4 separate regions of the Homo sapiens genome follow, and all the other regions are linked to region 1. A link is an interaction called in ENCODE POLR2A ChIA-PET data of the cell type or tissue named here. Cell type or tissue: A673. All regions are shown on one strand. Region 1 has its middle 18 kb from the start of CCND1. Region 2 has its middle 25 kb from the start of SMIM38. Region 3 has its middle 50 kb from the start of SMIM38. Region 4 has its middle 23 kb from the start of MYEOV.

Region 1 (8,000 bases):
GGAGGAACACCGCAAGGGTCTTTCCCACTCTTGGAATGTCCCCTCTTTTAAATAGAGCCTCCATCTTGTCTGCCAGGTCTGGCCACATTTAGTTAGGCCACTCCTTCCCAGGCCCTGTTGCAAACCCTAGAGCTTCCTCTAACCCTTGAGAAATTTCAACCCTTTTCTAAAAGTGGAGTGTCTGTTTTGTTTGTTTGTTTGTTTGTTTGAGACACAGTCTCGCTTTGTCACCAGGCTGGAGTACAGTGGCATGATCTCGGCTCACTGCAACCTCCGCCTCCCAAGTTCAAGAGATTCTCCTGCCTCAGCCTCCCAAGTAGCTGGGACTACAGGTGAGCACCACCACGTCCGGCTAATTTTTGTATTTTTAGTAGAGACGGGGTTTCACCATGTTGGCCAAGATGGTCTCAATCTCTTGACCTCATGATCCGCCCACATCAGCCTCCCAAAGTGCTGGGATTATAGGTGTGAGCCACCACGCCCAGCCAAGAAAAGTGTCTTAACCCTTCCCTGGGGCCAGAGCAGCTTGGTCCTCTTATCTCTCTTATCTCAAGGTATCACTTGCCCTCTGGAAGGAGAAGTAGGAAACAGAAAAAAAAAAAAATAGCTCTCGTTTTCTTTGGATTCTTCTAGAACAGCAAAGAACACAGAATATTATCACAGTATATTAACCTTCTACACATGTTTATCAACTTAGTTCAAACCATGAAAAATTAGTATCCTTCAAGGAACAAATAATCCTTCCACTAAATCAACTATTAGAAATATATATAAAATGGGGGACACAATGGGAGTATGACACGATTAGAGTTTTGAATCAAACTAAGAACAGCGAAGCTTTAAAGATTAGTCATGAACATGGACCTTGGCTATCCTAACACAAATAAGAAAACTAGCCAAATCCAGAGAAGTCTGGGGTTTAATGAACAGTGCATTAGTCCATTCTCACACTGCTATGAAGAAATACCAAAGAGTGGGTCATTTATAAAGAAAAGAGGTTTAATTGACTCACAGTTCTGCATGGCTGGGGAGGCCTAAGGAAACTTACAATCATGGCAAAAGAAACCTCTTCACAGGGCAGCAGGAGAGAGAATGAGTGCTGAGTGGAAGAAGAAATCCCTGATAAAACCATCAGATCTCACAAGAAGTCACTCGCTCTCATGAGAACAGCATGGTGGAAACCACCTCTATGATCCAATTATCTCCACCTGGCCCCACCCTTGACATGTGGAGATTATTACAATTCAAGGTGAGAGTTGGGTGGGGGCACAGAGCTAAACTATATCAAACAGTAATATATCAGTGTTGGTTTCTTAGCTTTGGCAAATGTACTGTGGTTATGTGAGATGTTAACAATAGGAGAAACCAGGTGAGAGGTATATGGGAACTCTGTACTATCAAAAATTATTCCAGAATTGGCTGGGCATGGCGGCTCACACCTGTAATCCCAGCACTTTCAGAGGCCGAGGCGGGCAGATCACCTGAGGTCAGGAGTTCAAGACCAGCCTGACCAACATGGTGAAACCTCGTCTCTACTAAAAATACAAAAATTAGCTGGGTGCAGTGGCACATGCCTGTAATCCCAGTTAGTTGGGAGGCTGAGGCAGGATACTCTCTTGAACCTGGGAGGTGGAGGTTGCAGTGAGCCGAGATCACACCATTGCACCCTAGCCTGGGCCCTGGGCGACAAGCGAGATTCTGTCTCAAAAAAATAAAAATTATTTCAGAATAAAAGGTTTATCTTAAAATTCCAAATACAAGCAGAGACTCTTGCCAGTTAAAAAAAAAAAAAAAAGGGTCTATAGCAACCAAGAAGAGTTTATCCCAAGACTATATCGGTGGCATTCAAGCAGGAAAATGATTTACATGATTTATCATATTAGCATGAGAAATAGCAAGGTCCATTTAATTATCTCAATAAATATCAAGGAGGCATTTGAAAAAAAGTCACTACAAATTTGTGGGACAGGTTTTATTCTAAATATGATAAAGATTATGGAATTTTATTTTTTATTTTTTGAGACAGGGTCTTGCTCTGTCACTCAGGCTGGAGTGCAGTGGCACAATCTTGGCTCACTGCAGCCTCTACCTCCCCAGGCTCAGGCAATCTTCCCACCTCAAGTCTCATGAGTAGCTGGGACTACAGGTGCACTCTACCACAGTCGGCTAAGTGTTTGCATTTTGTGTAGAGACAGGTTTTTGCCATGTTGCCCAAGCTGTTCTTAAACTCCTGGGCTTAAGCAATCCTCCCTCCTCAGCCTGCTAAAATGCTGAGATTACAGGCATGAGCCACTGCACCTGGCCAAGATTATGGATTTAAAACCAAAAGCCACCAGGCACAGTGGTGTGTGCCTGTAGTCCCAGCTACTCAGAAGGCTGAGGCAGGGAGATGAACTAAGCTTAGGAATTCAAGGCTGCACAGTGAGCTATGATCATGCATGTAGACAGCTACTGCAGTCCAGCCTGGGCAGCATAGCAAAACCCTAGCTCTTTAAAAAAAAAAAAAAAGGCCAATTATTGCTTAAGGAATAGAAAGTCATTAGCACTAAAAATCTGGACATGCTCTCGCTTGTCTGGTTACCACTCCTATTTTAATATAAAACTAAATTAAAACTAGAAACACTGGCAAAAGCTATCAATAAGAAAAAGAAATAACATGTAAATATAAGAATAGAAGACATTAAAATGTGAATTGTCTTTTAGCCATGATTATAAACCTAGGAAAGCAACCAAAAGTACCAGTAAATTACTTCCAGAAGATACATAAGAAGACATTTAATCAAGTGCATCTTACATGAATATAATGCAACTAGAAAATGCATGTAAAATAAAAGAGAATTCAAGAGCAATTTAAAAATCAAATAATTGTATATCCATTTAATTGGCGACATAAGATGCTTACCCAAAGGGCATTGTGAGACCCTAATAGGAGAAATAAAGGAAGATAAATAAAAAACAGAATTTTTCCCGCTCCTGTTAGGAAGAAGCAGCATAATAAAGATGAAAAATTTATCCCTGCCAGCTGGCAAGAGACAACTCTTAAATATTCAGAAAATTTGCCAGCCATTTGTTAAGTCATGTATAGCTTGAAAGTGGCCACAGTGGCCAGGCACAGTGGCTCACGCCTGTAATCCCAGCACTTTGGGAGGCCGAGGCGGGCAGATCACGAGGTCAAGAGATGGAGACCATCCTGGCCAACATGGTGAAACTCTGTCTCTACTAAGGTACAAAAATTAGCTGGGCGTGGTGGCGTGTGCCTGTAGTCCCAGCTACTTGGGAGACTGAGGCAGGAGAATCCCTTGAACCCGGAAGGTGGAGGTTGCAGTGAGCCCAGATTGCGCCACTGCACTCCAGCCTGGCAGCAGAGCGAGACTCCATAAAAAAGAAAGGGAAGGAAGGAAGGAAGGAGGGAGGGAGGGAGGGAGGGAGGGAGGAAGGAAGGAAGGAAGGACGGAAGGAAGGAAGGAAGGAAGGAAGGAAGGAAGGAAGGAAGGAAGGAAGGAAGGAAGGAAAGTGGCCACAGTGTGGGTATTTCCATCAAGCAGTCAACAAATGCACCAATCAGGGCTTTTCTTTCCAGAGAGCTGTTTTTCCTACACACCATTTAGTAAAGGCCAAATGATTTTTCACTGTTACTTTTAGGAATGTAATGAATTGATTGAGAAATCCCCAAATTCCTCTTTTTATTTACTCATTTACTTATTTAGGTTTTGAGACAAGGTCCCACTCTGTCGCCCAGGCAGGAGTGCAGTGGCATGATCATGGCTCACCTCCAACGCTCAAGTGATCCTCCTACTCTCAGCCTCCCGAGTGACTGGGACCACAGGCACGCACCACTATGCCTGGCTAATTTTTTGACTTTTTGTAGAGACAAGGTCTCACCATGTTGCCCGGGCTGGTCTCAAACTCCTGGGCTCAAGTGATCCTCCCACCTCAGCCTCCCAAAGCGCTGGGATCACAGATGTGAGCCACAGCGCCCGGCCCACTATATTATTTTACATTTTTACTTAAAATTGTTCTAGCTTTATTGAGGTATCATTGACATGAAGCTAATTAACATATCCATCCCCTCACAGAGTTAACCATTTTGTCTTTTGCGGTGAGAACATTTAAGATCTCTCTTAGCAATTGTCAAGTATGTGATACATTATTACTAACTCTAGTCACCATGTGGTACAAGAGAGATCCAGAATTTACTCATCCTGGGGAAAAAATTTAATTTGTTATATTTAAACATTGAGAGAAGTCTGAAAAGATCTACAAAAAATATTACCGATACTGTCTGAGTAGCGAGATTTCAGGTGCTTTTTTCCATTTATTTATTTATTTATTTATTTATTTATTTATTTATTTATTCATTTATTCATTTTTGAGACAGAGTCTCGCTCTTGTCACCCAGGCTGGAATGCAATGACATGATCTTGGCTCACTGCAACCTCTGCCTTCTGGGCTCCAGCAATTCCCTGCCTCAGCCTCCTGAGTAACTGGGACTACAGGTGCCGGCCACCAAGCCCAGCTATTTTTTGTAATTTTAGTAGAGTTGGGGTTTCACTATGTTGGCCAGGCTGGTCTCAAACTCCTGACTTCAGGTGATCTGCCCGCCTCAGCCTCCCAAAGTGCTGGGATTACAGGCGTGAACCACCACACCTGGACCCCTTATTTTTAATTATTTTTATTTTTTCTATAATAAACATGTATTATTTGTGTGATGAGAAAACATTCTTTTTATTTTTTTTATTTATTTTAACAAGCTAGAAGAAAATAAAATCACATTTTTTGCCCATCTGTGTAAAGGAAACAAACTCTGACTAAAGAAACGGAAACATCTTATTAGAGACAAGATGGGGGTCTGTTGAGCATCTTTAAAAAGTTGTGAACTCCTAGGGCCGGGCGCAGTGGCTCACATCTATAATCCCTGCATTTTGGGAGGCTGAGGCAGGCCGATAACTTAAGGTCAGGAGTTCAACACCAGTCTGCCCAACATGGTGAAACCCCCATCTCTACTAAAAATACAAAAATTAGCTGGGCATGGTGGCAGGTACCCGTAATCCAAGCTACTCTGGAGGCTGAAGCAGGAGAATCGCTTGAAACCAGGAGGCGGAGGTTGCAGTGAGCCGAGACCGGGCCACTGCACTCCAGCCTGGGGTGACAGAGCAAGACTCTGTCTCAAAAAAAAAAAAAAGAAAAGAAAAGTTGTGAACTCCTTACAGAATCATAGGCACAATAAAACACAATTAGAACAACAGCATTGGAAAATGTGTAATAAATGTAAGTAAAAAGGTAACTGTCCAGATATATGAAGTATTGCTGTGAAATATGCAAGCTCAAGATCCAGTTTCAAGTTAATGAGTGATCAGAGAAGAAAAAAATGCAATTTATACACCAGGAAAAATTTGGACAACAAAGCATCCCATGAAAAAAATGCAGAGCGTCACTAGCAATTCAAGAAAATACAACTCAAAACAATACGAAAATCGTTAGACACCTGCGAACCAGCTGAAGGAAGCAAAACCTGTGTTGTGAGGACTAAAGGGAAACAGGTTTCCACATTGTTTGAGGTGCCTGCTATAATTTGGTTTTGTTTCTCGAGAATATTCTGACAGCCCTTCTTGGCTCTTGAGGAAAAAAAAAGACAAACTATTTATACCTTTTTGTATCACTTTGGAAAATATGTTCTGGGCAGCATCTTCCAAGTAATATTTCTGGAATACTTCCAAAGGATGTTGATAGATATTATATAGAAAGAGTATTGTGATTGCAAACACAGATATTTCTATATTTCAGGACTTGTCAGTGCCTTTTACCTGCTAATGTGCATTGTGGATCTCCAAAACTATGTACCATTTACTCAATTAATTTGACCCCAGAATCTTTGTCATGGTAACTTTATTAACAGCTCACAGAGCATTAGGCTGCTGGCAATCAGACTGAGAATAAGAAAAGTATTTGGGGTTTTGTTTGTTTGTTTTTGAGACTGAGTCTCGCTCTGTCGCCAGGCTGGAGTGCAGTGGCATGATCTCAGCTCACTGCAACCTCTGCCACCCGGGTTCAAGCGATTCCCCTGCCTCAGCCTCCCGAGTAGCTGGGATTACAGGCGTGCACCACTACGCCAGGCTAATTTATTTTTATTTTTTGTATTTTAGTAGAGACGGGGTTTCATCATGTTGGCCAGGATGGTCTCCATCTCCTGACCTCGTGATCCACCCACCTTGGTCTCCCAAAGTGCCGGGATTATAGGCGTGAGCCACCATGCCCAGCCGAGAAAGGCATTTTGTATTAAGATGTTATTGGTATAAGTAAAATCTCTGAAACAACCTGGATTTTTGCCAGCCGAGGAAAGTTTATCCAATTCATCTGCATTTAGTAACAGTCCTTTGAGTGTAAGTTCTCTCTTGTTTGACAGTTAGATAAGCAGGCTTTGTAGACTTCTTACTTAAGTCACTGAGCAGAGAGTTGAACAGTAACAGAGAGCCCTGTGGCTTGTCACTAGAGACCCATTTCCTTGGCGGCCACTGCTCAATGGTCCCTGTTTAATTGGGAAAACCCACCGAACTCCATTATCATCTAGCCCAGAGATGCTATCAAGAATCACATGCCCGAAGTCAAACCGGAAAGTATATTTAGTGCTGGATGTTTGTGTATCTTTGCTAACCTTTAGAAAGAGGAAGAAGCTGGAGCTTGGTTTCCCATCAATGGTATCAGCTCAGCTAACTGACCCCTGCTTCGATCTTAAAGTTAGGACAAGGAATTTGCGCTGTATAAACTCCTTCATGTCTTATTCATTCTTACATTCTGTTGGTTTGGTTGCCTTCAATTTCCTAGGACGCATTTCTGTTTCAAAGTTTCCAGTCTCCTCCCAGCCAAATGGAGGGGCAGCAGGAATTCAGCCCATATTGGTCACAACGGGTTGGGAGGAGTTGAACCAAAGAAATATCGTATAAAATCAGAGCCTCAAAGACTCCACGGACACCAACGTGTAGCATACGCTCGCAAAGACACTGTGCTGAATGCGAGCCCAGGTGTACCCTGCAGGAGCAGAGAGGGGGTAGGAAGCCTCGGCTGTGGATATTATTTATCCCTCCCCTACCCCACCCCACTACTCCATCCCTCCCTCCCTCACGCTATCCTGCTTCCACCCCACCCCTCCTGATTTTCCACATTTCTCTCTCTCTCTCTCTCACACACACACACACGTGCACACACACAGACACACACACACAGAGTTTGTCTTCTCAGTAGCCTTCTGATCTCGGTGATTTAGGAATCCAGAAAAATGCACAAAAGCAGTCATTAGCCAAAAAGAACCCATGTGTTCCTGGTAACATTCAAATGACCCTGGTACTCAGGAAGGTTTCTTGGGGCCATCACCCTACCTGGAATGGCCATCACTCTTCAAGCCCAAAACATGTTTTTAAACACTTCTGTCCATTCATTCCTTCATTCCTTGGTCCAACACATCTGTGCAAAGCTCCTACAGTGGACAGTACCCCAGGACACACGTGGTTTCCCTCCTGCCTCAAAACATTTATAGTCTAGGGCAAGCCTGTCCAACCCACGGCCCACAGGCCTCATGCGGCCCAGGATGGCTTTGAATGTGACCCAACACAAATTCGTAAACTTTCTTCAAACACTATGAGATTTTGGGGGGATTTTTTTAGCTTATCAGCTATGTTAATGTTAGTGCATTTTATATGTGACCCAAGACAATTCTTCTTCCAAAGAGGCCCAGGGAAGCCAAAGAATGGGACACCCCTGGTCTAGGGCATGGATAATATCAAACACTGATATCTAGCAAATATGAAACTCAATAGCAGGGTGCATTTAGAACTAGAAGATAGCCGGGTGCGGTGGCTCATGCCTGTAATCCCAGCACTTTGGGAGGCCAAGGCAGGTGGATCACCTGAGGTCAGGAGTTCGAGACCAGCCTGGCCAACCTGGTGAAACCCTATCTCTACTAAAAACACAAAAATCAGCTGGGTGCGGTGGCAGGTGCCTATAAT
Region 2 (8,000 bases), 490 kb before region 1:
AATCGCTCAGCCCCAGGCCCTCCTAGCAGCTTAGTCCCTACAGATTGACGGAGGCCTTGCACACATTTCCCAGAGGCCGTGCTGGGAAGCCCGCCCAGCCGGATCCCGGCGCTTGGAAAAGCCCACTCTGTGTCTTGGCACTCGGGCCTTACAGCTGCCGGGGACTGGCTGCGTGAGGTCCTGGGGCTGGCGTGGCTGCGGCCGGGTGGGTGGGTGGGGGGGGGGTGTGCCGAGGGGCATGCATCCATCACTGCCAGCAGCTTGCGTGGGCCCTGCCAAGTCGTGGGGGAACCGAGCCCAGGTGCCAACGTGCTTGGTAACTGGCTTGCTATTTGAAAAATTAAAGCGGTGTCAAGAATATCTAACCTTTGCATTCATATCAGGAGTCTGGAGCCGGGCGGGTGGCAGCCAGAGTGGGGCTGTTTGTGCAGGGCGGCCAGTGGGAAGGCACCCTCGGAAGGAGCAGATTACAGCAAAGAACATTATCCACCCAGCACCCAGGAGGAGGCACAGGTGATAACTGGGGAGGGGGAGCAGAAAGCACAGGCGAGCTGACCTCTCTCTAGCTGCTGGGACCCCTGCAGGAAGGCAGCCTGGTGCGCACCTACTGTGTGCCGGGAGAATGTGCCAGGTGCTGGGGTGGATGGAGATGGGGTGGCACCTCCAGGACACACTGCGCCTGGGCCCATGATACTTGCAGGGACCCACAGTGATGTTTTAATGTCTTTTAAAATCAAAAGAAAGAAATGAACTTTTAGGTTGAAGAAATGATGGTTAATAATGTCCCCACATATGACCTAAAGTGATCTACAGATTCAGTGCAATCCCTATCAAAATAGCAATGACATTCTTCACAGAAATAGAAAAAAAACAATCCTGAAAGTCATATGGAACCACAAAACACCCCAATAGCCAAAGCAATCTGGTGCTAAAAGAACAAAACTGGAGGCATCACACTACCTGACTTCAAAATATACTACAAAGCTATAGTAACCAAAACAGCATGGTACTGGCTAAAAACAGACACATAGACACATGGACCACAATAGAGGGTCCAGATGCAAATCCATGCATTAATAGCCACTTGATTTTCAACAAAGGCACCAAGAACATGTGTTGGGGAAAGGACAGTTTCTAATAAATGGTGCTGGAAAAACTGGATATTCACATGCAAAAGAATGAAGTTGGACCCATACCTTACACGATACACACAAAAAGCTCAAAATGGATTAAAGACTTATTATGAAACTACTAGAAGAAAGCATAGGGGAAACACTTCAGGCTATTGGTCTGGGCAAAGATTTTATGGCTGAGATTTCAAAAGCCCTGGCAACAAAAGCATATAAAGAACTTGAACAACTCAACAGCAAAAAATCCAAATAAGATTTAAAAATGGGCAAGTATTCTAAATAGACATTTCTCAAAAGAAGACATACAAAGGGCCAACAAGTATATGAAAAAAATGCTCAACATCACTGATCATCAGAGAAATGTAAATTAAAACCACAATGAGGGCTGGGCGTGGTGGCTTACACCTGTAATCCCAGTACTTTGGGAGGCCGAGGCGAGTGGATCACTTGAGGTCAGGAGTTTGAGACCAGCCTGGCCAACATGGTGAAACCTGTCTCTACTAAAAATACACAAAATAGCTGGGCATTGTCATGCATGCCTGTAATTCCAGCTGAGGTGGAAGGATTGCTTGAACCCAGGAGGTGGAGGTTGCAGTGAGTGGAGATCGTGGCAGTGCACTCCAGCCTGGGTGACAGAGCGAGACTTCATCACAAAAACAAAAACAAAAACAAAAAACAGAAAACAAAACCACAGTGAGATATCTCATCCCACTTAAAATAGAAATAAAATTATCAAAAAGACAAAAACAACCAAACAACAAATGCTGGTGAGGATACAGGGAAAAGTAACTCTTATACACTCTTAGTGGGAATTTAGAATAGTGCAGCCATTATGGACAACAGTATGGAAATTCCTCCAAAAATTAAAAGCAGAACTACCATATGACCCAGCAATTCTGCTAGTGGGTATGTATACAAAGACTAGGAGATCAGCATGTGAAAGAGACATCTGCACCCACATTCTCACTGTAGTGGTAGTCACAATAGCTAAGAGATGGAATCAACCTATGTGCCCATCAATGGATGAATGCATAAAGAAAATGAAGTGCAAATACATAATGGAATACTATACGGCCATAAAAAAGAATGCAATTCTGTCATTTGAGGAAAAGTGGATGAGCCTGGGGACCAGGGAATGGGAAGGGTGACGGGGAGAGGGGAATAGGGAGAGATTGGTAAATGGGTACAAAATTACAGTTGGGCAGAAGGAATGAGCTCTAGTGTTCTATGGCACAGTAGGGGGACTACAGTTAATAATTTATTATATATTTCAAAATAGCTAGAAGAGAAGAATCAGAATGTTCCCAACGTAAAGAAGAGATACATGTTTGCGGCGATGGACATACCAGTCACCTGCTGTGATCGTTACTTGTTGAAATGGGATCATATACATGTATTGAAATATCACATGTGCCCTATGAATATGTACGTTATTATGTGTTAACTAAAAAAAAAATCCCCACAAAATTCACATCCACTTGGAGCCTCAGAATATGACCTTCTTTGGAGATAGGGTCTTTGCAGATGTAGTCAAGTGAAGAGGGGGTAGTTCTGGAGCAGGGTGGGCCCTGACCCCATGGCTGGTATCCTCATAAGAAGAAGAGATCCAGAGACACAGGCCGGGAAGACCATGTGCCGATGGAAGCAGAGGTTGGGGGGATGCGGCCATAAGCCAGGGAACGCCAGGAACCAGCAGAAGCTGGCAGGGGCAAGGAAGGACCCTCCCTGAGAGCCTTCAGCGGACCCAGCCCAGCCGACACCTTGAGTTTGGATTTCTGCCTCCAGAGCTGTGAGAGAATAATTCCCACAATTCTGAGCCACCTGTGGTAATTGGTTATGGCGGGCCCAGGAAATAATACAATGTATAATATTGATCTGTCTCTACTCCGGCATAGTTAGATCAATAGAATTCTTTGCAGGGTGCAGTGGCTTATACCTGCAGTCTCAGCACTTTGGGAGGGCTAGGCAGGTGGATCACATGTGGCCAGGAGTTTGAGACCAGCCTGGGCAGCATAGTGAGACCATCTCTCTACAAAAAATACAAAAATTAGCCAGGTGTGGTGGTGTATGCCTGTGGTCCTGGCTACTAGGGAGGCTGAGATGGGAGAATTGCTTGAACCCTGGGAGGTTCAAGGCCGCAGTGAGCTGAGATTGTGCTGCTGCACTCCAGCCTGGATGACAGAGTAAGACCCTGTCTCAATAATAATAATAATAATAATAAAATAATTTTTTTAAATGGAAGAAGGAATCTAAGTGTTCCTTCAAGGTGATGAACCTTGCCATTCCTGGGTGGGGGCCTTGATGGCGTGATGAGAGTGGGTGTGGGGGTTTGCTAGGTAGGTGGAATCTGCATGTGCAGGGAGGCGGGCCAGGGAAAGAGATGGAGCACTGGAATCAGAATCTTACGTTCCAGTCCTGGCTCTGCCATGTCTGGCTGTGTGGCCTTGAGAGGGAACATGACTTCCATAAGCCTCAGCGGCCGCCTCTGTTAACTCAGGCTCCCCACTGTAGAGGATGCTCCCAGGGAGTCGGGGAGGAAGTGCTATCCGATCCCAGGAAATGCAGCTTGCAGAAGCCCAGGAAATGCAGCTTGCAGAAGCTCAGGAAATGCAGCTTGCAGAAGCCCAGGAAATGCAGCTTGCAGAAGCCCAGGAAATGCAGCTTGCAGAAGCCCAGGAAATGCAGCTTGCAGAAGCTCAGTGGGGGGCCTCGAGGGCTGGCCGGTTCTACTGCCTGCTCAGGGATCGGGGCACCTCATAAATAAGGATATCTGTCTTCTGGAGTTTTCCATCCATGTTTCAAAAGAGCCGAGCCCTCCTTCCTTCAGAGGGTGTCCTCCCCAGCATTGTGTTCCCCTGTGACCGTGTTTCGATGTATTTTATCTATTCCTGACTTTGGAGGCCTGGTGATGTCAGAGGCCTGTTGGCTTGTGGTCCCTGCCGGCTCTTGTCCTGGAGGTCCTCTTAGCATCGTGCTGGTCCTAAACAGAGGCTCAGAAGGCTGTCCCCAACCTCTGCTGTCCCGGAGCCCCTTCCCTCTGGGTGTCTGTGCATCTAGGCCAGGCCTTGCTCGAGGAGGGTGCAGGCAGCCTGGCAGGGGAGCCTCTAGGCATGAGCTGGCCAAGGTCCCTGGCACTGTCCGAGCTGCCCAGGGGTGGCCCGGAAAGGTTCCCAGACTGCGATATCTCGATGGGCCACCGTGTCTTAGCATGGGCCGCCTGGTTTTCCACAGAAGATGTCTGGCCAATCCTAGAGCCACCAAATTTCCAGGCAGTGGGCTGTCCCATGTTCCCAAGAACAACCCTGGGCTGGCTGCCACACGGCTACTAGCTGTGTGTCAGGCCTACGTAGATGTACTTTGCATACACTATCTCCATTAGAGACTGGGGTGTAGATAGGATTGCAATCCACAATTCCCAGATGAGGAAACTGAGGCACAGAGAAGCTGGTAGGTGGCCCAGCCATGATGGGAAGCTAGGGTGGGAAGCGCTGAGGGAGCAGCTCTCCTCCTCAGGTATTCAGACCTGCCTAATGGTGCAAATGCCTCAGCCACATTCCTGCCTCTAGGTGGGGCATCTTGCACGTGTGTTCCCGAGGGCTTTGCCTGCTGGCTGGGAATTCCTGGGCTAAAGAGCTGAGCACTTGCATTTTCTGACTCCCATAACTGTTGGTCAGAACCGAGGTGGGGTGTAGAGGTCCTGAAGCCAGCCCAGAAAGGTCTGGTTTCTGACCCACCCACCAGCTGTTGCCTTTCCCTGCAGACCGGGAAACGCGGTGTGGACTCTCACTGCTTCTCCGGCTTGGAAACGGCGTTCCTGTCTTTGCCTTCTCCCTGGGGCTGGAATCCCTCCTGGACAGGCCTAAGGCATGTCATGGGTCCCCCTCCCTCCCTGCTGTAACCCCAGAGCCCCCATGGGGAACCCGCAGCTTCCATCATCCTCAGGGGCCCAGTGTCCCAGGAGGGGACTGTGGAGAGGTGTTTGTACTCCTGGGTGTGTCTGGGCTGCCACTTGCCCAGGGTCTGGGAGGTGACCTTGTGCCAGATGGGGCTGGAAGCTCCCTGAGGGTAGGGGCGGGGCTTACCCTGGTGCACCTGTGTTGCACGTGGCCTCGGATCTCGTTCCTGTCATGTCTTGGGGTCTTTTCTATTCCCAAGGTTGTCGTAGGAAGGCGTTTGCTGACAAATGAGACCTGGCTCCCTCCAGATTCTGATTCTGTCCCTCTCTTCGTGAGCCTGGATGGGTCGGGCCCCCTGAAGCCTCATGCTTTCCTCCGGAAAACGGGAGGAGGAGGCTGGCTTGCTGATCCCCAAGGTCTCTCTCAGGACAGCCTTAGTGGTTTGGGGGGTGATGCTGCAGTCAGGCCTGGGTGGAAGTCCCAACTCCATTCCAGCCTCCCTGGGTGGCACTGGGTGACCTGGCACCTCCAGACCTCCGTTTACTCATCTGTAAAATGGAGAGAACCCAGGGCCCCCTGGGTACCTGACCACAGGGAATGCAGCTCCTTGGTTGTTCAGCACCATTTCTGCCACGTAAAGAGTGTTGCTCCTCTTCCTTCAATGTCATTACTTTCAATGATGAGGAGAGTGAAGTGATTTTTTTTTTTTTTGGGTGGAGTGTTATTGAGCCATAATTAGCACACAGCAAAAGTGGCTCTTTTTACAGTTTGGTGACTTCTGACAAAGACACAATCGTGCAACGACCACTGTAGTCCAGGCATAGTACAGCGCTGTCTCCCAGAAGTCCCTCAATGCTGCCCCTTGGCCGTCAACGCCTGCCCCCACCCCAGCCCCTAGAAACCAATGACCTGGTTTTTATTCCTGTGGTTTTCCAGCATGTCATAGAAATGGAAGTGTGCATTGTGCAGCTCTCTGCCTGTGACTCTATCACTTGCCATATGCATTTGAGATTCACCCATGTTGTTGTGTGTATCTGTAGATAGTTCCTTTTTACTGTTGAATATTGTGTGACCATTGCACGAAGGCTGGGTTGTATGAATATGCCACAGCTTGCTTTCCCACATACCAGTTAATGGACATTTGAGTTGTTTCCACTTGTGGCTGCTATGAATAAAGCTGCTGCAAACATTTGTATCCGGGTCTTTGGGTGCACATATGTTTTCTTCTGGGCACATGCCAGAAGTGGGATTATCACTGGATTGTATGTTAAGTGTACATTTAACTGTATAAGAAACTGCCAAACTCTTTCCTGACATGGCTGCATCGTGTTACGTTCCCAACAGCAAGGTATGAGAGTTCCAGTTGCTCCACATCTTTGTCAACACTTGGTATTGTCAGTTTTAAATTTTAGCCACTTTAGTAAGTGTATGGTGGTTTTAATTTGCCTTTCCTGACTCTCTAATGTTGTTGAACATCTTTTCAGTTTGCCATCCAGTTGCTTATTTGCTGTCTGTTTTCATCTTTGGTGAAGTGTCAGTTCAAATTTTGTGTATTTAAAAAATAGGCGTTGTTTTTCTTATGACTGAGTTGTAAGAGTTCTTCTATGTTCTAGATGAGAGATATTTATAATGTACACAATTTGGAAATATTGTCTCGTAGCCTGTGGCTTGTCTTTTCATTTTATTAGCAGTGTCTTTTGAGGAGAAATTTCTGTTTTGATGAGGTCTAATTTATGATTTTGTTCTTTTATACTTTGTGCTTTTTGAGTCCTACCTAAGAATTCATGCCTGTCTCAAAGTTGCAGAACTTCTGCTCTGTTTTCTTCCAGGCTTGTAGTTGTAGGTTTTACATTTAGGTCTGTGACCCTTTGGTGTGAATTCACTTTTGTCTACAGTGCCCTGCAGTGCCCACGTCCTGTGGCCACCAGCAGCTGGCCAGGCTTTCCCTGTCACAGTTGCCTTTGTCCACCTGGGCAGCTGGCTTGGCCAAGTCTTCTTTGCCACCTGTGAACAACAGATGTGAAGCTGTTGGGCCACCCTGCGGGTTTTGGTGCTGGTGTCAGCCTTTGCCCAACTGTTTGTCCTCAGAACTGCAGGGTGACTGTATTAGTTCATTTGCACATTGCTATAAGGAAATACCTGAGATTGGGTAATTTATAAAGAAAAGAGGTTTAACTTGCTCACCATTCCACAGGCTGTACAGGAAGCATGGCTGGGGAGGCCTCAGGAAACTTACAATCATGGCAGAAGGCGAAGGGGAAGCAGACATGTCTTACATGGCTGGAGAAAGGGGAAGAGAAAACAGAGGGAAGAGCCACACACTTTTAAACAACTGGATCTCACTCATAGTGAGAACTCACTCACTATGACCAGAAAAGCAAGGAGGAAATCCACCCCCATGACCCAGTCACCTCCCACCAGGCCTTTCTTTTTCTTTTTCTTTCTTTTTTTTTTTTTTTTTTTTTTTTTGAGACAGAGTTTCGCTCTGTTGCCCAGGCTGGAGTGCAGTGGTGCAATCTTGGCTCACTGCAACCTCCGCCTCCTGGGTTCAAGTGATTCTCCTGCCTTAGCCTCTTGAGTAGCTGTGACTACAGGCACGTGCCACCACACCTGGCTAATTTTTTGTACTTTTAGTAGGGATGGGGTTTTGCTGTGTTAGCCAGGATGGCCTCGATCTTCTGACCTCCTGATCTGCCCACCTCAGCCTCCCAAAGTGCTGGGGTTACAGGTGTGAGCCACCACGCCTGGCCTCACCAGGCCTTTCTTTCAGCACTGGGAATTATAATTCAACATGAGATTTGGATGGGAATACAGAGCCAAACCATATCAGTGACCTTGTCTAGGGGACCCCAAGGCTGGATCCTGCCCACTGCTTAGAAAATGCAGTTGCTGGATGAGCCACCACTGCTGTCCTTTCCAGCCCCGGGCAGCTGCTGCTTGCCTGTGACCCAGGAGTTCTCCTCCTCCTCTCTGT
Region 3 (8,000 bases), 420 kb before region 1:
AAGACCTCACAACTTGGGCCTTTTCTACTGTCCACTCATCTGCAGGCTGTGTCCTTCCTCAGCCTGCTGGCTCTGGGATCTGGGAATGTGCCTTGGTCGGCTGGGTCTTTGAGACTGTTCTAGGCCCTAGGGGAGAAGCAGACACAGTCTCTGCCCTTGTCCTGCAAAGGGGAAGGGAACATGGAGGGCAGAAGTGGCTCCTCTAGGTGGCAGGGAAGGTGGTAGGGGAGTCCAGAGGAGGCCCATGTCCTGCTCTCAGGGGCCAGGGAATGCTTCCCGGGAGAATGATGTCCAAAGCCAGGCTGCAGGTTGAGCCAGCGTGAGGCAGGTGAGAGAGGCCTGGAGAAGTCCCTAGCTGTAGAGAAGGTGCCCGCAGCCCTGAGGGAGCCAGGGGTTACCTGGGGGGAGGTCTGAGGCTCACCAAGGTTGGGTGCTTGCTGTCACCTGCTTCATTGCGGAGCCATACATGGAGCTGCGGAGTTCAAGGTTGGCTTCTCAGACACCTAAGGCAGCCTCACAGCTGAGCCAGTCTGGGGAGGAGGACCACCTAGGGGCCTGGCAGGTGGTCCAAGTGGCTCCTCAACTGGAACTATGCCCTGCCTTGCCCTGGTTCCCTGTGCTGGGGTGACTCTGTGCTCAAGCCTATGATAATCGTCTCTCTGCCTGCCTCTGGTGTCCCTGGTCCTCCTTGTACTGCAGGAGCTTGTGCAGGGCAGGGTGAGTGGCGGGGACTTGACTCTCACAGTCCCTAGCTCTACTGGCTCTGAGATTTCAGCCAACCTCCCCTCCATGAGCTGCGCTGTCCTCATCTGTAAAGTGGGGGGATTGGCAGAAAGCCACGGACAGTTTCCCACAGTGCCCTGCCCATCAAGCAGGCCATATTCAGACAGTGCTGTCATTTCACCGAATGGAGGACTCCCTCTCACCCCCTCTGGCTGGCATTTCACCAAACCGAGGGTTCCCTCTCACCCCCTCTGGCTGGCATTTCACTGAGCAGGGGGCCCCCTCTCACCCTCAGGCAGACCTGTCATTGCACCCAGCCTTTCTCTCTCCTGATGTGCAACACCAGGCTGGGCCGGCGCTGACCACCCTGGACATGGCAGTGTGGACGGTAACAGAGCCGGTGACCCGCCCTCCGTCGGGGCGCCTTCCCTGGCGGCTCTTGCTCCTGCCGTCTTGAGTTCAACCTCCCAAGAGGGGCTCTGGTGGGTCCAGGTAGTTCTTCTCCCCGCTGTGTGTGGCTTTTGCTCCTGATGGTTTCAGGCTGTCGGTGCCCCGGGGGTTGGTGTTTTCCCCCCAGCTCCTGGTCTCTAAGCTGAACTAGGTCCAGGCTCTGTGAACACTGCCCAGTCCCTGTGGCAGCTCCATCAGGGGCCTCTGAGCGTGGCAGGCACCCATGCACTGTGGGCGTTTTCTTTGAGATGCTGCCTGCCCGTTGCGAGCTGCTGGCCTAAGCTCCTCACTGAGACTGCCTGGCATTCGGAGGACGACCACAGGGGTGTGAGCTGCCCCGGGGTGCATTCGCGTCAAAGAGGTTGAGGTGGAACCAGCTGCGACCCTCAGCAGCAGCAAGTGGCCACTTTGGGGACCCTGTGGGTTTTGAGTCAGAGGAAAACAGAGTTTAAGCCTTTTCCCATTTGTCCTGAGAGTACTCACCAGGGGCTTGCGACTGCAGTGTTTACCCCGAGATAACTCCGCCACGAAATAGCTCGATTTTATTATTATTTTTGCATCGCTCTAGTATATTGACTTTGGAAACAAAAGACGTCATATCCTACTCATAGCATTCTGTTTCTAGTAGCGGCATTTCCATTTACAAAATAGAGTCATTCTCGATCGCTGAAAATGTCACATCCTAGAAAACACAGAATTCCTACGCGTGGTTGTTCTCGGATGTTTGTTGGCCAAAGATTGATTTGACGAATCCGTTTTTTCCAAAATAGACGATTCTGATGATTCACGCGAGTCTGATGTTAGTTCTGTTTAGAAATGACTCCAAGAACAGTTTTTATGTTTTATTTTCTCATTGAAAAGCAGTCAGATTTGCTTCAGCCTCAAGAAGTGTGTTTATGTAAAATTAAATGAGTGCTGGCTTCGAGCCGCACTTTTTTTTCCCCCTAAACAAGAAAAGGGTTAAAACTGGAAGAACCTTAGAAATGACCCCTCAATGCACAGATGCTGACACAGAGGCCCAGAAAGAAGGGTGTTTTTGGGGTCCCTGGGAAGCTGGGGCTCTGCTGCCCTCAGGACATGGAGCGGGAATACTCAGCCCAGGGCACCCTGGCCTTTTCTCTCTGGGCTCCCGGGTGAGTGTTCAGGACAGCAGCCAGGTCATGACTGATGATTTTCTAGGGACCTCTACTTTGCTCATTTAGAATCACTGTGACCCTATGGGGTGGGGGGCACCGGAGATGTTTGTTCCGTTTTACAGTCAGTAAAACTGAGGCCCAGAAGGAGCCAGGATGTGCTCGAGGTTGCACCTGAGGCCAGGGCACAGCAGTGTCCAGGGTTCTTTTAGAAACGTTGCCCTTGGTCTGAGTCCTAGGCGCGTGGGTCCAAAGGGATCTCAGGTGGGAGGATGGTGCTGGGGGGTGGGGCCCACCCAGCACCTCTCAGGGAGGCCCGGACTCATGGCTGCCCGGGGCTGGGTGGAGGAGCTCTGTTCCTCTGGGTCTGTGCAGGCAGGAGCAGAGGTCATCTCCTCCCTGAGTGAACAGGCCTTGACGGTTGTGTCATGGGGCCCCGTTGGGGGGACACTGTTTAATCTGACTGGCATGAGTAGATTTCAACGGGTCCAAGTCTGACTGCTGTGGGGTGCCTGGGAGCGGGGCTGGGTGTGCACGGCGGAGGCCCCAGATACCATCCTGCCTGGAGATGCAAGGTGGGAAGGTGTGGCAGAGTCCTCATGGCCTTGGCGGGCTCGGGTGGCAGGGGGGACCTCCATCTCCACCCTGCTCTGTTTGACCTGGGCTGCTTACTGGAGGGTGGAGGGAGAGCAGCAGGGCCTTGGAGGGACTTAGTGAATGACCAGCAGAAGGAGTGGCTTCCGATGGCACAGGCGTCCAGGGCAGATGGTTCCGGCCCGCTTACGGTGGGTGAGACACGCAGAGGAAATACCCTCAGAGCTAAACCCTGGCTCCTGGGTCAGCCACGGAGTTTCTTCAAGCCCCAGCTTCTGTATCTGGAAAGGGGGTGAGGAGATGACCTTTCTTGAGTAAGTCAGTGCTGGAGAAGCTGTTCGTGTTCGCTGAGGGTCAGCTTTTGTCGGCGCAAGAATCAGACCTGGCCATGTTGCGGGGCACTCACTCAGCCAGTCTGGTTGGGAAACCTGCCTTGACCTTGGCTGGAGCGAACCCCTCTCCCAGACAGTGATTCATCGGGGGATGTGGTGTTGAGGAAGGGGTGGTGAACACGTGCTATTGAAGGGACGCTGTTTTTCTCCCCCCGCCCCCGGGGTTTCGTCACTGGCCTGGGAAAAGGCTGAATTTGGAGCCCTGTGGGCCGTGCACTTGGTGAGGACTGGTGGGTGGGGTGTGTCCCGGCTGCCAAGGGAGGAAGGCACACCGTCCTCTTTTCCTCTTTTCCTGAGGCCTCGTGGTGGTCATGACAGTAGCAGGGCCGATGACAGCTCACACGGCCAGCAGTGTGGGCTCCTCACTCAAAGCTCAAACATGAGGCACAGGCGAGCTTGGTCACCTGGCAACTTGCTCAGGGTCACATGTCTGCTCAGCCATGGCCGGGACTCCAATCTGCCTCGCGTCCTCTCCTGCTCCTTCTGGGCCACGCTGCGCAGGGAGAAGGACCCCGGCTGGGTGGAAGCCCTTGGACTCCCTGCCTCAGTTTACCCATCATGTCTTTTGACCTAACCATAGCGACCTTTGGCGCTTATGTATAAAGCTCGCTCTCTTGGCTGCGTCACCAGGCCTGGGTTCCAGAGAGCCCTCCCTCCCCATGGGCCCAAGGAAGGGCCTGGAGTGAGGTGGCCAGCCGCAGCTTGGCTGGGATGGTATGGTGGTCCATAAGGCCTCGTGGGCTGTCCAGCTCCAGCCAGCCAGCCTCGGTGAAGCCAGCCGACTTGGCGGCAGTCTCCAGCACTTTGAGACGTTTGTCCCCCTCCTGCCCCCGTCCAGCTATGACAAGTGGGCTTTCAGTAGATATGACAGCCTCTGGTGGGGGGTCCCTGGCCCCTGTCCATGTCTCTACACTTGACTTGCTCGGAGTTCACTGGCCCGAAATAATGTTCCCAATGCAAGTCGGCGGACGGAACATTCGGAGTGGACGGTTTGCTTCCCCCCCACTTTTTAATACATTAAACATGCGTTACTGGAGTTCTACCCGATTCCTCTGACAGCTGTGAAAAAATAAAGAAAATTCAGTTTGAACTTAAAAAGCTCGGGCTTAATTTATGTCCCGCACCTTTGTCTGCTGGGTCCTTTTTCCTCTTCCGATGGAAAGGCCCCAGGGAGCGGGCGACAGAGGCTCGGCCACCCCACGTGGCCCCTCAGTGCCCGGGCCTTAATAGGGGCGCCCAGTGGCCAACACGGAGGGGAGTTTTCAGATGGAAATCGGACAAAACAATGCAATCATCTGTCTCGCAATCTGTTTTGAAGGGGAAAGAAAGAGCGGGCAGAGAGGAGAGAGTCGTTTTCTACTAGGGGAGGCTTCATTCAGAGAGTTTTATAGGAGAAGACAGATGTCATGAATACTGATGTGGAGAGCCTGGGTCTGGCAGAGTTTTTTTAATTTTCTGAGTTGTAAAGACAAAGTGTTTTAATAACACAGGGAAACACATGTTGATGGGTGGGTCTTTAGCTCATTCTGATTTCTCTAACTCCCTCTCTTTCTCCTCCTTTCTTTCCGTCTTTCTGCCTGCCTGCCTGCCTGCCTGCCTGCCTGCCTGCCTTCCTTCCTTCCTTCCTTCCTTCCTTCCTTCCTTCCTTCCTTCCTTCCTTCCTTCCTTCCTTCCTCCCTCCCTCCCTCCCTCCCTCCCTCCCTTCCTTCCTTTTTTTGAGACAGGGTCTCGCTCTGTGGTCCAGGCTGGAGTGCAGGGGTGCAATCTCTGTTCACTGCAACCTCTGCCTCCTGGGTTCCAGCGATTCTCTTGCCACAGCCTCCTGAGTAGCTGGGACCACAGGCGCCCATCGTCACGCCCAGCTAATTTTTTTGTAGTTTTAGTAGAGATGGAGTTTTGCCATTTTGCCCAGGCCGGTAACAAACTCCTGGCCTCAAGTGATCCACACACCTCGGCCTCCCAAAGTGTTGAGATTACAGGTGTGAGTCACCATGCCCGGCCTCTCCTTTTTTCTTCTTCTTTCTTTCCTTTCTCCTCCTTTTCCTTTTATCACCCTGTCTCCCTCTGTCTGTCTCTTTCTCCCTGTTTCTTCTCTTGGCCTGTTATGGGGTTCGGGAGCCACACAAAACATTTCCTTCTGTGCCCTTTCACGGCCCACCTTCCTGGTTGAGAGAAGGAATCTGCTCTTCTGAAGCACTGTGCTTCCATCTGAATGGCACAGCATTTCCGAGTTTGGGGACAGAATGTATTGAGCTAAAAGAGGTGTTTGCTCATGCACTCACTCTACAATGGGGGCGGGAAAAACAGGTGAATCAAGTGTGGGGCCTGCCTGTCCGTCAGGAGCTGCTGGTCAGACAAATATGAACGTGGACACAACCTGCTGGGAGGCGTCTCTGCTTTTGGCTCTCTGGGCAGTGGGGCACGTGTGCCCATAAGGCAGGTGCTGTCCCTGGTCTTGGAACTTCTTATGAAACCAGCCTGCCCGGCACCTCCTGCCATCCCTGTGAGGTGATGGGACAGGTGCTAAGCCTGCCCTTGGACAGATAAGAAAACTGCAGCCCCAGGCACAGAGGCACAAGCTGAGAGGTGACGTCAGGACTGAACTGTGAGCCTGGGAGTCCAAATCTAGGCTCACCCAGTCTTTCTGGCTCCAGTGAGGGCCCGCCACTGTCATCCGACGGATGGCATGTGTGATTTTTGGCACACGCCTGTGCAGGTGACTCCCACAGGTGCCCCGGAGGGAGGCGCTGCTGTGATGTTCATGCTACATGCAGGAAACAGAGAGGTTGAGTGACTTGCCCACAGCCCCACAGCTCCTACCTAGTGAAGCCTGGTTTGAGGCCACACCTGCCTTACTAGTTTTATTATTTATTTATTTTTTGAGACTGAGTTTCACTCTGCTGCCCAGGCTGGAGTGCAGTGGCGCAGTCTCGGCTCACTGCAGCCTCCGCCTCCGGGGTTCAAGAGATTCTGCTGCCTCAGCCTCCAGAGTAGCTGGGACTACAGGCGCCAGCCACCACACCCAGCTAATTTTTTGTGTTTTTAATAGAGACGGGGTTTCACCATGTTGACCAGGCTGGTCTTGAACTCCTGACCTCTGGTGATCTGCCTGCCTTGGCCTCCCAAAGTGCTAAGATTACCTGTGTGGGCCATCATGACCAGCCACTATTATTTTTTAAATTGTGGTAAAATATAACATAATATTTATCATTCTAGCCAGTTGTGAGTGTACAACTCTGTGGCATTTCATCCATTCATGATGAGGTATAGCCACTGCTGCTCCCTATACCCAAACATTTCCAGAGTCCTCAGCAAAACCTGGGTACCCATTAAACAGCAACTCCTCCCAGCCCCTGGTAACCTCTGTTCTTCTTTCTGTGTCTGTGGATTTGACTTCTCTGGGCACCTCATGTGAGCGGAATTGTACGGCATGTGTGTCTTCATGTCTGGCTTATCTCACCCAGCAAATGTCGTCTAGCTTCATCTGTGTTGTAGTGTGTGTCTGAGCTTCCTTCCTTCTTAAGGCTCAATACTATTCCAATGTGTGAAGAGACCACATTTCGTTTATCTGTTCATCTGTTTGGTGACTGAGCTCCCTCCATGCTCTCCAACAATAATCATGCTCCTCCACAGACAGGTGTCTTGGCTGATGGTGTCAGAGACCCCCTGGCAAGCCGCTGCTATGGGAGGGGTCTTCTCCCTCTCATGCCACCCAAGGAGACTCTGTGGGGTCCCTGCAGACCCCGCAGCATGGTCAGGGGCTCTGACTGGAGGCTGTTCCCTCCAACAGGACTCAGCAGTCAGGGTCTCCCAGGGAACCCCTGTATGCAGACTCTGGGAAGACAGGTGGATCAGGTGTGGGGACTGTCTGTCCCTCAGGAGCTGCTGGTTGAATGAATGCGACTGTCTCCTGCTGGGACACGCCTCTGCCTCAGGCTCTGGGCAGTGGGGGACGTGTGCCCCTAAAGAAGGTACAACCCCCGGTCTTGGTGCCTGGAGTCATAAGATCCATAGACACAGGGCAAGAGGGGCTTCCTGGGCACCCGCCGTGTGCAGGCTCTGCGTGAGGCACAGGGTTCGGGACTCAGTGGTGAATAAACTGCCATCCCCTTGTGGGGAAGAAGGGCAGGTGCACCTAGCTTACGCGTTCACTTGACAAGCAAGTATTGAGTGCCTTCTGTATACAGGTCTGCAGCTGGTGCTGGGGGCCGGCCTTTGGATCTGGTGTCCACCCCCTGACCTGGGCCCAGGCCCTCCCCATCGTCCTCTGCCGTAGGAGGTATCAGAGAGCAAGTACCTTCCTTAGTCACACCCATCACGTACATAGTGGATGTGCCTCTTTTTCGGGGCAGGGGGTAATCTTAATCACCAAGCAATTACTAAATGCCGACCATGTTCTCAGGCTTGGCAGAGGTGGGTGCTTGTTACCCCAAGGGACAACCACTTCCCTCCATGCTCCCCACCCCACCCAAGACCCTTCTCCACTCCACTCCTGACTGCCGCCTCCCACCTCTGCCCTGGGTCGCTGTCTTTATTGTCTTCCTCAACATCTTCCATGGGAAAGGCCAATGGCTTGAAACAGGATTGACGAGACACCCGGGGCCTGCTCCACACCCGTGGGCTCCTGGGCGTGCACCCAAGAGCCTCCACCCCTGAATGGCTGGCATCCAGGTGGGCTTCCCATAAGGAGCCCCCTTCTGCGGGCCTG
Region 4 (8,000 bases), 310 kb before region 1:
CAGCTCTGGTACAGTCAAGAAGCTGTCTTCATATGGGCCACACTGAGGCACCACAAAACCAACAACTTCAGAGAGATGGTAGGGCTTCTATATGCCACCTACCCACCCATCCACCCATTCACCCACTCATCCACCCACACATCCATCCATCCATCCATCCATCCACCCATCCACCCATCCATCCATCCATCCATCCATCCATCCATCCATCCATCCATTCATCCATCCATCCATCCATCCATCCATCCATCCATCCATCCATTCATCCATCCATTCGTCCATCCACGCATCCATTCATCCATCCATCCATCCATCCATTCATCCATCCATCCCCCCCATCCATCTAACCACTCATTCACACACACACACATATCCATCCATCCATCCATCCATCCACCCATCCATCCATCCACCCATCCATCCATCCACTCATTCGCCCATCCATCCACCCACCCATCCACCCATTGGTCCATCCATCCACCCATCCATCCATCCATCCATCCATCCACCCACCCTTCGGACTCATCCACTCATCCATCCACCCCTCCTTGTACCCATCCATCTACTAGTACATCTATCCATCCATCCATCCATCCATCCATCCATCCATCCATTCATCCATTCACCCATCCATCCACTAATTCATCCATCCATCCATCCATCCATTCATCCACTCAACCATCCATCCTTCCATCCATCCAACATTCATACAAGACTTGCACTAGGGCACATCTTCTACTGGCCTCCAAAGACCCAGAAAATAATCAAATTGTCCCTGCCCTGTTGGGCATATATAGACACTTCCAGTGTGTATATATGAGCAGTGGAGGCAGGGGAGACAGAAGACAAATAAATCCCCCTGATAGGTCAGGAAACTTCTATAACTAAGAAGATGTAAACCCACCCACTCACCCTAAGCCTCAATTTCTCATCTGAAAAGTGGGGATAAGGTAGTGCAATGGTGAACTGCTATAGTGTTAGATGAGATGATAGACACAAGGTATTTGTTACTGTGCCTGGCATGGAAGGTGCTAAGTAACTGTTATGATTATTTTTAGCATCACCATTTCCATCATTATTCTCTCTGTCTGAAGAGAATAGGAGGATGAGAGTGGGCAGTTTAGGAAAGCCTTCTCAAGTGGGGTCATTTGGACTGGGTGTTGAAGGATGAGTAGGAGTTCATTGGGTACTAGTATTGTGCTTCCCCACTAGCAGCCCACATTCATACTACACTCATCCCTGCCTTTGCATCATACTTCTCACCCTTACTCCTCCTCCCCAAGGCCCCCTTCCTTTAGGTCCACCTCTAACCCTAACTCCTCCAGGAAGACTTCTTGCCTACCCCAGGCATTATCTTGCTCCTTCCTCTTGTCTTGTGGCACAAAGATCACACCACACATCAGGCCCTCAGAACTTCATTCTGAATTTTGAAATGCTTCAGCTGACTCTTCAGGATGGGGCAGAGTCTTCTCCTCAAATCCCTTATATCTGGAGCCTCAGAGCTGGATAAATTTGTTGACTCTGCCCCAGGGGACAGCCAACAGTGACCAGGGCACAGAAGAAAGAGGTGAAGGTCTAAATCTAAGTCCCAAGAAGGTGTAGACCTATCTACAAACAGGAGCAGCCTCCTAGGACTTTGCCTGCATCTGCCTACAAGGTTAATGCAGTTCCTACCTGGAGCAGCTCACAGTATAAGGAACAGAGGGAAGAGGAGGACAAGGCTGGGAGTTTCTCTAGCATAGATTTCATGTCCTGGTTAAACTTGGGTCTTCAGCACCAAGCACAGAGTGGGGGCTAAGAATCATTGGATGGATGGGTATGTAGGTGTATGTGTATGGTTAGAAGGATGCATGGAAGGATAAGTACATGGATGGATATATGGATGGATGGATGGATAATGGTTGGATAAATGGATGATGGATAACTGAATAGGTGGGTGGATGGGTGATGGATGGACAGTTGGATGTGTGGATGATGGACAGATGATTAGATGAATAAGTGGAAAGTTAAACAATACAACTAGAATCTTTAGATTCTGATTAAACCATAGAAGCAGGAACTTTGAGACTGTATAGATCAACCCAAATTAATTTACCTGATCAGTGCTTCTGAGTGTCTCTTTTTGCCAGATATTGTATGAGGTGCTGGGGATACCACAGGGAACAAGATACAATCCATGACCTCATGGAGCTTGGCATCTAGTTGAGAAGCTAGGAAATATGCAAATAAAGCCCAAACAAAATGTTTTAAAGGTGATGACTGCCTGAAGCTTACTGGGGGGCACTTTAGTTAGGGGCATCAGGGAGAGTTGATGAGAGGATAAGATTGGAACTGAGGACTGAATGGCAAGAGTCAGCTGTATGAAGATCTGGGGAAGACATGAGAACAGTAAGTGCACTGGTCCTGAGGCAGGAGCAAAGTTGGACTTGTTCAATAATGTAAAAAGATTTGAGTACTTGGAGTGGAATAAGAGAGGGAGCTGTGGCCTGAAATAGCAATAGAGAAACAGGACAGGGCAGATCACACTGGACTTTGTAGGCCATGGCCAGAGGCATGGATTTTGTTCTGTGTAGGTTGGAAGGCACAGGAGGGTGTTAAACAGGAGGAGGAATGGTCTGAGTTCTGTAAAGGATCACTGTGGCTACTCCATGGGGCTATACAGAAAGGCACGTGAGGGGAAAGCAGGAAGGCAGTGAGAGGGCATCACCATGGACCAGGCTAGAGAGGGAGGTAGTGCAGCTGGGGAGATGGGGCAGGTTCAGGACATGTTTGAAGGCACAGACAACAGAGTTGATTTATGATTTGGCTGTTGGGGAGAAGGATGCTTCCCAGCCGTTTCACCTCAGCAACTGGACTGGCCTAACCCTAACCGTAACCCTAACCCTAGCTGCCACCCACCCCCTACTCCTCTGCTGAGACTCACTGGAGCCTTGACCTCCCAGGTTCAAATGATCCTACCACCAATTGCTATGGTGATAGAGTTGTTGTTTCTGATGATGGTGGCTGTGGTAGTGGTTTATTTCCTCCATCAGCAGGCTCTTCCACCATGACAATGAGCCATTTCCAGCCATTTTCAGGGACTCTGGAAGAAATTGGCTTGAAGAACAGCTGGACACACATCCAGTCTCAGAGCCTAGAGGTGAAGCACACGGACTCTGGAGTCAGAGAGACCTATGTTTGAATCCTGGTCCTACCACTTTCTCTCTCATCCTTATGTTAGTCACTTGACTTCTTTAGGTCTCTGTGTTGTCACCTGGAAAATGGAACTTTCCACCTCCTCGGGATGTTATGATGATAGATGTAACAAGCTCAGCACAGTGCCTGTACAGGTGAGAGCTCAGATAAAGACTCTGCTGTTAACAATTACCTCTCCTCTGATGGGGAGTTTATCACCCCATCTCAGCAGCCCTGCTCCTGTTCCTAGTTCCAACAGGCCCTGGGAACTGGGTTGCCAAGACCAGCTCCTGACAGCTGCCACCCACCCCCTACACTCCTCTGCTGAGGTTCCGGAGCCTAGGGGCATGGGGCATTGCGAAGGCCTCACTGGGTTTAGAATCGAGCAAGATTATAGAGCACATTTTGCAAGAGTGGGAGGAGGTGGAAGTAGCCCAATTCATAGTAGCTTTCCCAACCCGTGGCTCTAATTGGCAGAGAACATCCCCTAAGGCACCTCTATGCTCCATGAGGAGCTTGTAATTAATAGGTGGGGATCCTGAGGGGCAAGGTTGACAAGGCTATGCTTGGGGGATGGAGCCCTCTGAGGGACGGGATTGAAAGGGTGTTTGCAGTCACATAGCCTGTCTAGGGATCAGTGTTTGTTTGTTTGTTTGTTTGGTTGGTTGGTTGGTTTTACCTCCCCAGTGGGGCATAGGCTGAAGTAAGGATCACACCAGTGTCCACAGGCTTCCTGCATGAGTTCCTCCATCCTTACCTCTGTACTGATGACTTGCAGACCTCTCTCCCAGCCTGGCCTCCCTCCTGAATTTCAGAGTCATGTCTCCCAGTGTATGTGTTAATGTCTCTGTTTGGATACCCTACAGACATCATGGTGTGTTTCAAACTAAGGAATTCATTATCTCATTCAGTGACTTTTTCATTTCAGTTGTTATTTTCAGTTCTAGAATTTCCATTTGGTTCTTTTGATTGTAGTTTTTGTTTCTCTGCTTAGAGTCCTTATCTGCTCCCTTATGACAATCATATTTTCCATTAATTTGTCAAGCATATTTTTCTCTAACTTTTTTGGACATATTTATTATTGCTGCTTTGAATGATTTTTCTGCCAAATCTGTTATTCGGGCTATGTCAGGATTGGTTTCTACGGATGGTTTTTGGTTTTCCTTTTGCCTATGAGTCATGTTTTCCTGTTTCTTTGTGTGTTTGATAATTGTTGGATTATATTTTGGACCTTGTGGGTGATAAGTTGCAGAAACTCTGGATTCTGATATCCTGCTCTGAAAAGGGTTGATTTTTATTCCAGGAGGCATTTCAATTACTGGTGGATTACTTGAGTGTGTGTAGTCTTGGTCTTATTATTTGTTATGGCTGATCTGTGGGAAGCCTAATGTGTTTCCCAAATTTCTCTCAACTTGGTGAGCATCCAGCTCCAATATGCAAATCTTTTTGAGGCTTAGTTCTAAAGGCTTTGTTAGAGAAGATCTACAGCAGGCTTTACTCAAGGATGTGGACCTTATTACTAAGATGAGGCTTTTCTGGCCTTGCAGATAGATGCCTGCTGTGTTAATGAGTTCTCTGTACTCTGGTTAGGAAAGAACTCCAAAGTCCCCGAGCACTGCTTGACATCTGGAATCTCTGTTTCACTCTCAACGTTATAGGAGTCATTCTTCATTAAGCCTGAGGTGGTCTCACCAGCAGGCAGGGCCCCTCAGCTGGACTTCTTCCTCCTTCCCCTATGCAGCTCCCTCTTCTCCAAGGCCCTGCCTTGAAGATTCTAGGTGCTTCAGTGATACAGGTTGAATGTTTGTACCCTACTAATCTCATGCTGAAAGGTAATCCCCAGTGTTTGAGGTGGGGCCTGGTGGGAGGTGTTTGGATCATGGGGGTGGATCCTTCATGAATGACTTAGTGCCATCCCCTTAGTGATGAGTGAGTTCATGTGAGATCTTGTTTAAAAGTGTGTGGCACCTGCCCCTTCTCTCTCTTGCTTCTGCTCTTGCATGTGACATACCTGTTCCCACTTCACCTTCCACCATGACTGGAAGCTTCCTGAGGCCCTCACCAGAAGCACATGCCAGCACTACACTTCCTGTACACCCAGCAGAACAGTGAGCCAATTAAACCTCTTTTCTTTATAAATTACCCACTCTCGGGTATTCCTTTATAGTAAAGCAATGGACCAACACATTCAGCTATTCCAGACTCTAGTCTCTGTCCGCTCTGAACACAGTGTGAGGGCCATTGTATTCAATGTGGATCCCAGCTCACTGCACCCTGATTGTGAATTTGTCCCCAAGCACAGATCCAGGGAGATCATGGGGCTCATCTCATATTTTTTTCTTCTTCTTTTGGGGATTGAAAGCTTGTTCTGTCAGGGATACAATGTTGGCCTTCTGTATTCTGTCCAGTCTTCTGATTGCTTATAGCTTAAGTTACTATGCCATGACCAGACATGAGCAATGCATATCTTTACCCAAAACCTTCCTCTCTCATATTCTTCATTCACTCATTTCTCCAAAATAGAATCTTTGCCACCGCCCTCTCTATCACTCCCTATGGGCGATTCATCAGCAAAATTGGCTCCTTTGACATTTCACTGGAGCCCTTGAGTCTGTCAAACTTTCCTTCTCTCCTCCCCTTGCCCAGGTCCAGGTCACTGCCTGTCTTCACTAGGACCAACCAACTGCCTCCTCGCTGGCCGCCAGCCTCCAGTCTTGCTCTGTTCTGGTCCATTCCCCACCCAGCAGCCAGAGGCCCCCTTTAAACCTACAGATCTGATGTTGGCTGTGCCTTACATAAAGCCCTGAAGTTGTAGTCTTGGCTGGCAAAATTCTTGAAATCTGCAACCCCCACCTAGCTCTGTCCCCCTTTTATTGTCACTTCCCCACATTCCTGCCACATGGATCTATTTGCAACTCCTAGATGCCATCAGACCACCTGTTGTCTGGGAGCCCTTGCTCCAAGTGTGACTGCTGTCCCTGGATATTCTGTCTAGCAAGGTTTCCAGTGTAGTCCATTGTCACCCACACTGGGTGGCCTTCAAGGCCGAGTGAGGCCTTTCTCTATGTGCAGGCACAGTGCCTGTGTTTCCTCCCTCAGCAGGCTCTGAGCTCCGCTAAAGCAGAAAGGGAGGTGGGTTCACCGCACTTCCCAGAGCCTGGAGGACACGCTCCCTTACTGTCTGACGAGGGAGTCAATGTCAAAGGCTACAGAGGGGCAGGAAGGCGGAGGTGTTTGTGCACCACGATGCTGGACGTGGAGCCTGGGGACTTCCCAACATGGATGCAAGCTCTGCAGAGGGAAGGGGTGCTCTACAGGCTGACCACTGGCAACGACTCTGGGCGTTCTGCTGGCACCCACAGGGACAGTGGTGGTGAGTTCTGCTCCTTGCAAGAAGGCAGTGAGCACAGCCCAGGATGAAGGGGTGCGTGTAGATGGGGCCATGTGCACGTTGGTCCCCAGAGATACTTCCAGGGCCACCTGCAACCCCCTGAGGACCCCCAGACCTGCTGGAAGACCTGAGATTGGAAGGATTTCATGCTCCCCCTGGCCGCTGCCTCCTGTCTCCCCCACTTTGGCCACCTATCACCCCATCCAGTGGTACCCTCCTTTGGTGGGTAACTCCAGCAGAGACCTCAACTTTCTATGCTTTTCAACCTCCGGCCTCAGGGCGCGTTGCAGGAGTCCCCAAACCAAGGGCGTTTCTCCTTCTCGCCACCAACTTCCCACCCCTGGGAAAGTCCACATTCCTGAGCCAGACATTCACCCGGGGGAATCATTACCCAGTGCCCTGTGTGCAGATGCCAGGGCAGCGGGTGTCCTTCCTCCCCAGGGCTGCATCCTTCCCCTGCAGACTGCACAGGGTGCCCCCAGCCTGCCTCCCCAAAAGTCTTAGGTAACTGTTGGGTCTCTCACTCTAACACCCACATAAGTTGGGTCTGGATAAACCACAATGCGGGATCCTTCAGGGGATGGAGACAGTAGCTGAGGAAAAGAAAGAGAAGTGGGACTCAGGAGAGTGGTAGGGAGACACAGGCCATGAGTGAGGCAGGGAGAGAGTGAGAGGTGTGGACGGACCCTCTGTCAATCCCAGAGGTAACGCTGACCACCCCCAGGGCAGGGCAGGAGCCAAGAGACAAGAAGAGAGGAACCCGGGGAGCGTTTCAGCCCAAGCTGAGGAGGCCCCAAGAGTCCCTGCACCCCAGGAGTTCTGTGGGTGTCCAGGGCAAGAACCCCTGTGCCGGAAATGCCTTCTTTTGCCCCTCCAGGCCTGCCCTCTGCTCTGCTCTCTGCTTCAGGGGCTAAGCCCGATGGACTCATTCCTCAGCTCCCATGCCCTCTGGCTTCCTTTTGGGAGTGCCCCAGCTGTAGGTGAAAGGGAGAGGGGAGGGTGAAGTCAGAATATTCATGTCACAGCATCGAAAGCTTTGGGGTCACTTTGGGCAGGCTGTGTCCCTAGACTGAAGGTCTTAAGCTTCTCCCAAGGCAGGCCCCTCTCCAACATTCCCTCCTTTCCAGGTTCTGGCATGGCTTATGCCTTCCCTTAAACCTTCAGCCTCAGGGTGGCCGCAGCCCTGGGGCATGGACTGTGGTGCACTGCCTGCCCCTATGGTTTCCCTGTACCCAGTAGTTTTCCCAACTTGAGTCATTCTTTCCTAGTGGAAACCTGACACTTCCCCATTCTGTGGCAGCCTAGGAGGGTGGTCTGTACCCCAGAGAGGCCTCTAGCTGTGATGTGCCACTGCCTCCCTATGCAGGAGGCTTTGATGGGGTACACTCTAAACACCCCCAGGACGACCCAGGCATCCTCCTGGAAAGCTGGGTGC

The links. Peaks named below come from ENCODE experiments on the same cell type or tissue, not always from the same donor. Only the 100,000 strongest peaks of a DNase experiment are listed, where the experiment ranks them.
Region 2: POLR2A ChIA-PET joins it to region 1 with 13 read pairs; 11 of 35 experiments call an interaction of 5 or more read pairs at or near these places.
Region 3: POLR2A ChIA-PET joins it to region 1 with 36 read pairs; 3 of 35 experiments call an interaction of 5 or more read pairs at or near these places.
Region 4: POLR2A ChIA-PET joins it to region 1 with 20 read pairs; 4 of 35 experiments call an interaction of 5 or more read pairs at or near these places.

What each region holds. Positions count from the first base shown.
Region 1 is chr11:69,618,703-69,626,702 of GRCh38, forward strand. No RefSeq gene overlaps it. Among named protein-coding and RNA genes, the nearest start is that of CCND1, 18 kb to the right of the region's middle. In A673, no CTCF peak of the experiment used is centred here; DNase peaks (open chromatin) are centred at 2,389, 2,969, 3,599 and 6,359; H3K27ac peaks cover 7,858 bases.
Region 2 is chr11:69,127,046-69,135,045 of GRCh38, forward strand. No RefSeq gene overlaps it. Among named protein-coding and RNA genes, the nearest start is that of SMIM38, 25 kb to the right of the region's middle. In A673, a CTCF peak has its summit at 4,668; DNase peaks (open chromatin) are centred at 3,766, 3,876, 4,436 and 4,716; H3K27ac peaks cover 3,560 bases.
Region 3 is chr11:69,201,682-69,209,681 of GRCh38, forward strand. No RefSeq gene overlaps it. Among named protein-coding and RNA genes, the nearest start is that of SMIM38, 50 kb to the left of the region's middle. RefSeq lists enhancers at 5,390-5,890, 5,891-6,391, 6,773-7,274, 7,275-7,774. In A673, no CTCF peak of the experiment used is centred here; DNase peaks (open chromatin) are centred at 4,740 and 5,080; H3K27ac peaks cover 4,529 bases.
Region 4 is chr11:69,313,597-69,321,596 of GRCh38, forward strand. No RefSeq gene overlaps it. Among named protein-coding and RNA genes, the nearest start is that of MYEOV, 23 kb to the left of the region's middle. RefSeq lists an enhancer at 7,028-7,894. In A673, no CTCF peak of the experiment used is centred here; DNase peaks (open chromatin) are centred at 3,589, 4,055 and 4,625; H3K27ac peaks cover 6,645 bases.